Regions from separate parts of the Homo sapiens genome. Here region 1 is linked to region 2. A link is an interaction called in ENCODE POLR2A ChIA-PET data of the cell type or tissue named here. Cell type or tissue: A673. All regions are shown on one strand. Links, peaks and the distances in the headings refer to the core of each region. The heading gives the core; the rest is flanking DNA.

The links. ChIA-PET counts read pairs that join two places held together with the same protein. Peaks named below come from ENCODE experiments on the same cell type or tissue, not always from the same donor. Only the 100,000 strongest peaks of a DNase experiment are listed, where the experiment ranks them.
Region 1: POLR2A ChIA-PET joins it to region 2 with 6 read pairs; 6 of 35 experiments call an interaction of 5 or more read pairs at or near these places.

What each region holds. Positions count from the first base shown.
Region 1 is chr11:96,059,911-96,065,296 of GRCh38, reverse strand. The region is part of intron 2 of MAML2 (mastermind like transcriptional coactivator 2); the gene reads left to right. Among named protein-coding and RNA genes, the nearest start is that of MTMR2, 140 kb to the right of the region's middle. In A673, for the core only: no CTCF peak of the experiment used is centred there; a DNase peak (open chromatin) is centred at 2,956.
Region 2 is chr11:96,160,134-96,165,519 of GRCh38, reverse strand. The region is part of intron 1 of MAML2 (mastermind like transcriptional coactivator 2); the gene reads left to right. Among named protein-coding and RNA genes, the nearest start is that of MIR1260B, 180 kb to the left of the region's middle. In A673, for the core only: no CTCF peak of the experiment used is centred there; DNase peaks (open chromatin) are centred at 2,499 and 4,199; H3K4me3 peaks cover 668 bases; H3K27ac peaks cover 2,271 bases.

The DNA.
Region 1 (5,386 bases), core at 167-5,166, 100 kb after region 2:
AATTGCTATCCTGGGTATATTACAAGAACTTCTCTCTATTTTTTTATATTTGCTTTGGAATAAATATTTGATAAAACGAGGGCAATTTTCATAGCAACTTTTCTTGAAGCTTTTTAAAATGTAATTAAGCATTTTAAAATCTATCAGATATATTCAGAACATTTCCCAAATTGTTTTCTTAAAGATCAATTTTGTTCAGATACTTTAGGTTCTGGGGAAAAGCTATTTTCTGTCCACTTTGACACAAAAACATTCCTTCTAGTTTTTTAAGAACACAGTACTTTGTTGAGATGTTGGCTTCTTGGTTTATGGCATGAATTCTAATCACTTTTAAACTTCTAACTTTTATTCTACACTTAGAGTTCAAGCAAAATGACAATGATCAAGTTTATAAAATATAAAACTTCTATATGAAAAGCGAGAAAAAATCAGTTGTTTCCAAGATTATGTTAACATTAATAATTAAAACCAATTGAAGATTTATTTTGTGCTAGGCACTGTTCTAAGCACTTTACATTGTTAGTTCCTTTCACCCTCACACGCTATTTTGAAGAAGATACTGTTACCCTCCACATTTTATGACACACTGAAGTGCATGTGGGTTAATTAACTTACACAAAATCATGCACTTGGTATAGTCCACAGTCTGAATATATTGCCCTCTACAAATATAATAGTGAACTTTATTATTCGTAGAAAAGAATACTGAGGTGGAAAGATCCCCAAAGATTTGCCAAAGATGCATAGCTATAAGGTCAGAGTAAGGACTTGAACTTAGTAACATCTGAATCCAAAGTTTGGGCTCTTCATATATACATATACAACTATTTTTCCACATTCGGACAAACTATCAGAATAACTTACATAAATGTTTTATCAAATGTTCCTTCTTAGAGAATCTGAGGGAACATTAGAAGTCCTCTTGTCTAATGAATATTTTCTAGAGGAGACATGACCAGTGAACTTATTATTTTCTAGAGCGGACTTGACCAATGGCCACCTAGCTTTTGCTTCCATCCATCTGCCCAGGAACACAGATGATCCATCCAGGAACACAGATGGTTCATTACTGAATCACCCTGCTGGTTGGGAATTTTCTTATATTGAGGTGCTGTGCTGTGACCTAATTTTATATTTTTCGTAATTTGTAGGGTAAATATTGCCGTGCTTAGGAGCCTTGGTACTAACCTGGCATTACACTGAATCATGTATCTTCAGGAAAATAGAGTTAGAAGGCACTGTACAACAACATCCTACAGCCAGCCAATCAGGAGGCTTGGAAATCTTAGGTAAAAGATGTCCTGGCCATTCTTGGCTTATTTTACAGACATGAACTCATCTCACTTCTAATCACACAGGGAGCATCTGAACAGAACTGAGGCCCTTGGTTGAACTCTAGTCCTGCAGACATCGTATCAACAGGCAAAAAAGAATATTTAGACTAAATTTGCAAATCAAATGCAATAACAGAGAGATTCTCAAACTGGAAGAAGCTGATATAGTCACAAGTTTTTACACTTTTTTGTTTTGTTTTGTTTTTAATGAGCATTTATTGGGTAGTTATTTGAGAAACAATATAGCTCCATAAAAAGCCATAGGCTTTGGAGTAAGCATCCCTCAGCTCATTTGGAGCTAGGTATCCTGGGCAATTAGCAACCTCTCTAAGATTTGATTGCCTCTTTTCTATAAATAGGAGTAATATTACATATTATGGGTAATAATGGGACTACTGTGATGATTTTGTAACATAATGTGTATAAAGTATTTAACATGCTCATCGATACATAGTTACTACTCAGTCCATGGTGGTTATTAATCATTCACTTAATCAAAAAATAAAATTTATTGAGTTCTTATATAGTAGAACCATGCATTCAAGCTACATGCCCCAGGCACTGTGGGTACAGTGCTAAAAAGGCAGAGACAGCCCCTAACTTCTCAGAACCTGCAGTCTAGCTGGGAAAACCAATACTGAGTGAGTAATAAAACAAAGAACAAGTTATGAGAGGGAGAAGCATAAAAGAGTGTGCAGATGCATAACTCTGAGGTTAAGGAAGGGGCCCCTACAGAAGATTGTGAACCCTGAGGACAGAGTCAGCAACAGAGGTGGAGATAGGTGTACAGCATGTCCCAGGCCAAGGAGCAATGCGTGCAAGGCCAAGAAGTGAGACAGCAGGAATGTACTGGGAAAGAAAAATCACCAAAGTGCCAGAGAGGTGGACAGAGGGGTGGACTGAGACGGGCACCAAATCATAAAAGACTTTGTATGAGTATAAGCCATACTAAAGAGTTTGTTTTGGGTTTTATCCTAAAATCAATGGGAAGCCATTGAAAAAGCTGTTATTAGGTTGGGGGGTTGGCAACATAATCATATTTGGCTTCAGTATAATAGAGATGAGTAAGACACAGTCCCTTGTCATCGAAACAATATAATCTCATGGCGGCAGAAGTTGAAGGGGTCACAGTTAAAGAAGGCTCAGGAACAAAAAATGTTCTTAGGTACAAAATTCTAGGTGAAATTTTTAAAAAGGGAGTGACCACATCTCTGTGATGTGACATTTGAAACAGATGTTAAAAATGGACTGGGCACCCTTTGGATAAGGAGAGCTGCTGGTGGGAAGGGGCGCTGCCTCCTGGATATCCTGTCTAAGAGGTAAAATTAGCAGGCATACTCTTAAAGTGCTCCCAGCTTTGTTAACTGGATTCTACATTTCCCTTCCTTCCACCACTCCATATTTCAGAATCCCTTTGAGAGAAAACTCTGCCACCCTTATTGTAGCCCCTAAAATCCACATTCTGTAAATTGTAAATCATTACCATGTGTATTTCCCTCCTCCACTGTTACAAGGTTATTTCCAGCTGGATGCCTATGTAAGCTTATAGCTTTGCAGAGCACTTCCTATACACCCCCTCCAGCTGTGAACTTTTTACCTGCACTTCACTGCAGTGTCTACATGCTTATTGAGAAGTTAAAACAGTACAGGAAATACTACATCATCTCACTGGCATTACCAGTTAAATCTCCTAATGTCTGGGCAATATGAGGTTGAGGCACTTATTATAAATGCCACATCACAGTTGTAGTAATTTTCTGTTTCCTTTGAGTCACTCCATGTAACACAAACCAAGGCAAAAAAAAAGTACCATACTCCAACCTTCCCTTTCAACTTATTTTATCTTAATTGATTAAATTTATCAGAAAAGACTACTAAAGTGGTAGAATGTTTTAAGATGATTAAAATCATCATTTTTTCTTTAAAATATGCACTTTTTTCTATAAATAATGCTTAAAGTGGAACTCGTCTCTCATAGTATGATAGTTTCGCATTTTGCTATGTGGTTTATATTCAGTGAAATGTCTATGCTGAACAAAGCTTTCACGTTAAACATCTGATTCACCTTACTTGGAATGTATATCTATGAGGTGTATTAAGAGTAAGCAGGATAAATTTAAGATACTTTCCCCTAACAGAAAGAAAAATTAAGATATTAAAAAAAAAGGAAAAGAAGAAGGGAAGAAGAAAAAGGAGGAAAGAAAAGGAAAAAGGAAAGTTTTGTTTGAAATGGAAATTTCTTATCTGAAAAAATTACTTTTGAAATTCTGAATTACGGGTTGTTATGCCTTTTATCTAGGAGGAAAGTGGCCTGTCTTGTAGGATTTGTGGATCTTCTGCTCTTTATTCATGTCATGACATTCTGATGTCAAAAATGGGCTGGTAGTAGGCACCTATATTCCAAGGAAGCAATTCTGATTTCTGGTTTCTCTCTATTTTAACAATTGATGCACTTAACAGGGAACCGTATTTATCTTCTCAAATTTATTTTCACCTTTATATTTTCCTCTCCTGAGACATTGTTCAGAAAAAGGAACCTGCATTGCATGGCTTTCCTGCCTCCAGCTCATTTCAAACAGCATTCAGTCACCTTCAGATGCACACACTGTCATGTGAACTTCTGTCCTTCACCCAACTGTTGAAATTGCACCATCTCTGCATCCAGAAAAGCCAGAGGGGAAGAATAATCCAAGCAGACTACTTCTGGTAATCAAAAGAATAACTGTCATTTTGCTTAAGACAAATTCACAGGATTTCTAAATGAATCCCTTATGTGAATATTTTCTTGGGAATTCGACAACCTGCAGAGAAGTTCCTTAAGGAGAAATCATAGAACAAACAATTATTGTTCCCGATCATCAGATACACAGGAGCACAGCTGCCCTTCATTTTGCTTTCTTTCATGTATGTGTCTGTTTATATTTCAGAGCCAGAATAACTTGGGGATTAAGAAAGCTCGTTCTAGGTCCACTTTCTCATCAGACCCAGAGATCACTAAACCTCTTGAGTTCTCAGTCTCTCTTTCTATGACATGGAAGAATGCTTCTTTAGACTGGCCTCATGAAAAACAAGTTATGTTTTTAAAAAAACAGAATTATATTATCCATTGAGCTACTGCTTTGTTACAGTATTAAAAGGAAGAACTCTTAGATCTCAGCCACAAGACTACCATCTAATAAACTAAAACTTGGCAGTGATTTTAAAGAGGTGATTTTATTGCCAAAGAACCCTAATTTTCTCCCAGGGAGTAGTAGCATTGAAATGGCACTTTGGTCTCCAAAAAGAAGGCCTCAGCTTTAACGAATTGCAGCACATTTGTACTCACAGAAGTGTGCTACCGTGCAATTTTCACTTAAATTCCCACTTTCTTCTCATTAGGTCTTTTCATTTAGATCTGGGGCCTCTGTGCATGCTTCAGTGTTTCTGTTATATTTGAAATGTCATAAAATAGATATGTGGGTGATTTTGTACTGGGCGATAACATAAATAGTGATCTTTTCTGGAAAAAAAAAAATAGAACAAATGGTCTAACAAGTCCGGATCCACGTATAGAGACATAGGGACAAAAAATTGTAAATTGAGGAAGTCATTTTAAATAACACAAGAATAGGTTCCAAATCAATTGAATCCTGTTTGGTATATTAGAAACATCACTGGTTTACTGTACTGTAAAATTTACTAGTTTTTCTGAAAAGCTTAACTGCATGTTTTGTCTACTTAAAATGGTGCCAGAAAATTTAATCATACATTTCTTTAGTTATTGCATTTATAACCTTACAAAACGATTTTCAACTTGAACACATAAAGTTCTTGCCTCACTTTACCATAACAGCTTCTACCACATGAAGCTCTTATTCCTTCATGCCTTTGTGCTGTTCCCTGGACCTGAAGTACTCTTCCTCTTCCCTCTTGGCTTTATTCAACCAACTAGACCCACTAGCTTATTGAACATCTTCGCCTTCAGCAGAGATAAATGTTAGGATCCCCCAGCACCTTTTAGCATATTTCTCTTTTAGCACTTAACACATTGATCTAGTGGTTTACTTACAATC
Region 2 (5,386 bases), core at 334-5,333:
TTTATTACAGTATTATTTATAACTGAAAAATTGGAAAAGCCCTAATGTCTGTTGTATGCCACATCTGCTCAAAAGAATATAGCCATTAAAAAAATTACGTTAAGGTACAACTTTGGTTCTTAAAGTGTGTTTGCCAGACCAACACCATCAATGATATCTCCTGAAAACTTGTTAGAAATGCAAATTATGGATCTCTGCCCTAAAGCCACCACATCGGAAACTGGGATTAAGATTCAGCACTCTGTGTTTTAACAAGCCTTTCAAGGTGATTCTGATGCTCACTAAAGTTTAAGAACCACTTGCAAAAAAAAATATTCTTAATAAATTGCAACGTGTAGGGAAAAAAACACACTACAAAGCAATGTATAATGATGTGAGGTCAATTTATCTGAAAAATATTGTGCATATGCATGCCTAGAAGAAACAGTGGTGAGATATATTTGAAAAATTAACAGAATTTATCTACAGATGGTAGATAGATCTCTTTCGTTTTCTTCTGTATAATATTCTGTATTTTCCAAGTTTTCTATAATTGTTGTCTATTATTTATATAATGGAAAGTTCTTGCCCTTGAAAGTTCTGGCCACTAAGACATTTATGGAAATATATTGCACAAGTTCAATGAAGAGGAAAATAGAAAGGATGGGTGGGTTTCTCCCCTAATCAGTCCTGTTGGGAGGCTCATTGCCCTTGAAGCAGAATTTGACATTTTTTGTGCTTGCTTTACTTATGAAAGTGACACACTATCTGTCTTAAGCATTGTACATCAAAGGGTACATGGTCCGCGGTGCCCATCAGATCTTTGACCCTACTTTCTTTGAGATCACGATAGGGTGGTTTTTCTTCTTTTTTCTGTGTTGTGTTCAGGGATTTGTTGTATGTTGGCTTGTGCCTCCTGCTATGGAATAGGTGAGTTTGGGGCTTTGGCACAATCTGTATCACTCTAAAAAGAAGATCAAGAGCATGTTCTTCTTTCTTGGGAATTTCTTATAGAATCCTAAATAGCAACAGTATTATTGGTAAAATACTGGGATGGAAAAAACACTGGGTATATCAGGTGCCATAGGACTCTGTTACTACACTGTGTGATAGGGAAAAAAGGACAGGCCCAGGTTCCTTGTAACTAGTTCTGTAGCCTTGGGCAAATCTTTAGTATTCTCTGGGTCTTGCTTTCTTCACCTTTAAACTGAAAGAGTTGACAAGATGATCTCTGAAGTCCCTTTCAGCTCTGATTTCTATGCTTTTATGACTAGATTCACAGAGATAGACTGACCCATAACCAGAAGGCAATATAATGCTCTTTCATCTGTTTCCTGCAGCTTGGATTTGTGAAAGCGCAGTATTGGCTGGGCACGGTGGCTCATGCCTATAATCACAGCACTTTTGGAAGCTGAGGCAGGTGGATAACTTGAGGTCAGGAGTTCGAGACCAGCTTGGCCAACATGGTGAAATCCCCATCTTTACTAAAAATACCAAAAAAAAACAAAAAAAAATAGCCAGGCGTGGATGGGTACCTGTAGTCCCAGCTACTCAGGAGGCTGAGGTAGGAGAATCGCTTGAACCCGGGAGGCAGAGGTTGCAGTGAGCCGAGATCACACCATTGCACTCCCGCATGGGCAACAAGAGCAAAACTCCATCTCAAAAAAAAAAAAAAAAAGAAAGAGAGAAAGAAAGCTCAGTATTTCTTCAGAAGATAGAATATCCTTTAATGGGCTTCTGCCTGCTCTGGCAATGAAAATCTATTTTGAGATATTACCTCAGCAATATTATCAATACGAAGTGGTATTTGGTATTCAGGACCCTTCCAGAACAGTACCAAAGGTTTGGACAACCTACAGATAAAAATGATCATTGCTGAAAATGTAGAGAGAGACTAGATAGATGTCACAGGTCACTGGAGTAGGAACTATTTAGTGGAGAAGATGGAGTAGCTGTATAGGTCAGTTAGGAGACTTGGGTTCTAATCCTAGCCGTGACCTTGTCTAAGTACCTTGTCTTTCTCAGCTTCAGTTTTCTCATTTGAAATATTTCTGGTTGATCTCCAGGGTTATTTTGTTTGTGAAGATAATAAGAGCTTATGATTGGAAGAATGATATTGTGGGTATAAGATAGTTGACATACCTAAGGGAGTCTCCCAGGAAATAGCCACTGTAGACAAATAGAAAAGCTGGAAGAGTTGATAGAACTGGAAGGAGCCTCATCAACTCTACTGAAGGCCTGAATCATTTCTACAGCATCCAGCTTTTTTTTGACAGGGAATGAGAGATGAACACATACCTTGTCTGGGGCTGGCAACTGCCAACTTTTTCTTGAAGGGAGGGAAGTGTATACTTAAACTGCCGAGACAGTCTCGGGTTTGGGAAAGAGATTTCTGTTCATCTCTTTAAACTACGGAACGTTTATAGTGTGCACTCCACTGTAAAGGAAGCCCGTGAAGTTTGCTTGGCATAGGAGTAATGTGAGTAATGAAGTCTTGGCTCCAGCCAACATTCTAAAGCTGGGTTTTGCAAAAGTTGCAAATCCCCAGAGGAAATGCTGGAGCACAGAAGGCCTGCATATCATGGATTACACTAATCCAAGCAGGAAATGATAATGACATAGCTACACAAGCAGTGTTTTTCATGGCTAATTGGGAAGGATGGTCATTTAATCAAACTATGCCAGACTCCAGGCTTTTCGCATCTAGGGCAGCCTAGGAAAGAGCCCTCCTCAGACCCCCTTGTTCAGGGTAGTTAAGCTCAACTGTAAGTTCCATGAGGACAGGGACTTTATCTTTTTATTAACTTCCTTTTTTTTTTTTCTTTTTTTGAGACGGAGTTTTACTCTTTTGGCCCAGGCTGGAGTGCAAGGGCGCAATCTCGGCTCACCGAAACCTCCACCTCTCGGGTTCAAGCGATTCTCCTGCCTCAGCCTCCCGAGTAGCTGGGATTACCGGCATGCACCACCATGCCCGGCTAATTTCGTATTTTTAGTAGACAGGGTTTCTCCACGTGGGTCAGGCTGGTCTCCAACTCCCAACCTCAGGTGATCCGCCCGCCTCAGCCTCCCAAAGTGCTAGGATTACAGGTGTGAGCCACCGTGCCCAGCCTATCTTTTTATTAACCTCTAATACCTAAAACCTACTACAATTCCGGGAGCATAGCAATCGCTAGATCTGGTCTGGAAGATCTCTGAGTATCTAACTAGCTTTTTAATAAAATGCTTTGTTTTGTACCATGTCGAGGTACCAGGACTTGACTTTATGAGCCTCTTATGAATTAAAAAAAAAAAAAAAGTCAGACCTGATTCTGCATGTAAAGAACTGGATATGTTCATTGCAGAAAAAAAAAAAAAAAAAAAAAAAGTTAGATTGATAAAGTAAAATTAAGAGAATGCTTCCATGTGTGAGGTTATGTACATGCCCTTTAACTTTATTTTTCTTCTGTCTCTAACCAGACAGAGGCTGGGGTCTGGGATGTCTTCTCAGCATTTAAATGCTTCTTAATTTAAAACATGTTTTCAAGAGCTGAAAATGAATATGATGGCTGCATGGTATAGTAGAAGGGAGTAATGTGCTGAGGGCCTGAAGAGCTAGCTTTCAGCCCACAGGTACTGGCACCAACCTGTTGTAAGATCCAGCTTTCCTCCGCTGCAAAATGAAGGGCATCTATTGCCATGATTATATTTCCTAAACCAAAACTCATCGTCCAGTTCCTTATGATTTGGGAGACAGGAGGCAAACTGGGAGATATATCTGGAAGGTAAAATGTGGAAAGTTCCTGGACATGTTGATGCTGTGCAAACGGTGGAGTCGCATACGAACTCTATAGTTGTGGAGTAAACTCAGGACATAGGAATGCTGAACGTGAAACAAAACAATCTTAAATAAGATATAGAATAGACCCTGAGATCATGTTTTTATTGCCTCACATTCTTCTTTTGGCATGGAAGTAAATAATTCCAGTATCTGGAAGACAGTTGGAGGGTCAGCTGCACATCCCCCATTCTCAATCTCAAGTGACCTCCCTGCCAGTCTCTTAACATGCGACTTCCCCATCTGCTGGATCCCGAGATTCCTCTGTCCGTTTTACAGGGTAAAAAATGAACCTATTAAGAGACTGAAAAAGATCCGGGCTGTTCTGCTCAAGTAGTCATACTAGCAGGGAATGAGATTTATGAGATGAGGTAATAGACATACAAATAGAAAAATACATTCTAAAGGAACTTTTCCCTCAAATGCCTATTTCCTTTGTGATTGATTTGTGTGGGGGAGGCTGAGGAAATTTAATTCCCTTGCCTTCCCCACCACATTCCTCCCGTTTCAGGGTCTAAATGTTCCTAATTGCAGTACAGAGGCATCTTCTCAGAGAGCGGTCCTCAGGGACACTTCCCACTCTCCTCAGCTCTGCAGTTTCTAGTGGCTTCCTTCAGTGACATTCCTACTTTTCATTGACTCTTGAGATATTATATTAAAATGGAAGATTTATTCCCCTGGCAGAAATTGAGGTCACTGATATTCAGGGAAAGGTGCAGTGCCTCTCCAGTTATCCTGCAACTCTTTGTCAAACCCTGCAGAGTGATTAATAGGAAAGTGTTCGACAAGGGTCACTCGCAGAGGGCGGGGACTCTGGTTCAAACCACACTGTGTGCTCTCACCCAAGTGCGCACTTATAATCAATAATAGATACTGCAAGAGGACATACTGTGTAGCAAGCACAGGGCTACATAGATTCTATTCCTTATTTTATTGAATCCTCAAAACGAATCTTTAAATTGGGGAGTGTTAGTCCCTACTTTAAAAATCAGAAAACTGGGTTGGGCTCAGTGGCTCACGCTTGTAATTCCAGCACTTTGGGAAGCAGAGGCAGGCGGATCACCTGAGGTCAGGAGTTCGAGACCAGCCTGGCCAATATGGCAAAACCCCATATGTACTAAAAATAGAAAAATTAGCTGGACATAGTGGCAGGCGCCTGTAATCCCAGCTACTCAGGAGGCTGAGGCAGGAGAATCACTTGAACCCTGGAAGGGGAGGTTACAGGGAGCCGAGATCATGCCATTGCACTCCAGCCTGGGTGACAGAGTAAGACTCTGTCTCCAAAAAAAAAAAAAAAAATTGGAAAACTGAGACTTCGGTCAACCTATTTGCTAAAGGCCATAAAATTTGTAAGTATCACAGTTGGGTTCAAATCCAGCTTTCTGATTCGGAAGCCCATTCTGTCGGCCAGGTTCGAATGAGAATTCAGAATACCTTCCAAGGGAAGAGACGAAATAGGAGGCAACCTGAAGAGTGCATTGAAGAATAAAGGATCAGGGGCTCTTCCCCCGTGCCTTGATGTAAATAACTCTGTGAGATCATCTAAACATAAGCACCCCAGGGCTTTTTGTAGGCTCACAAGACACATCTCTT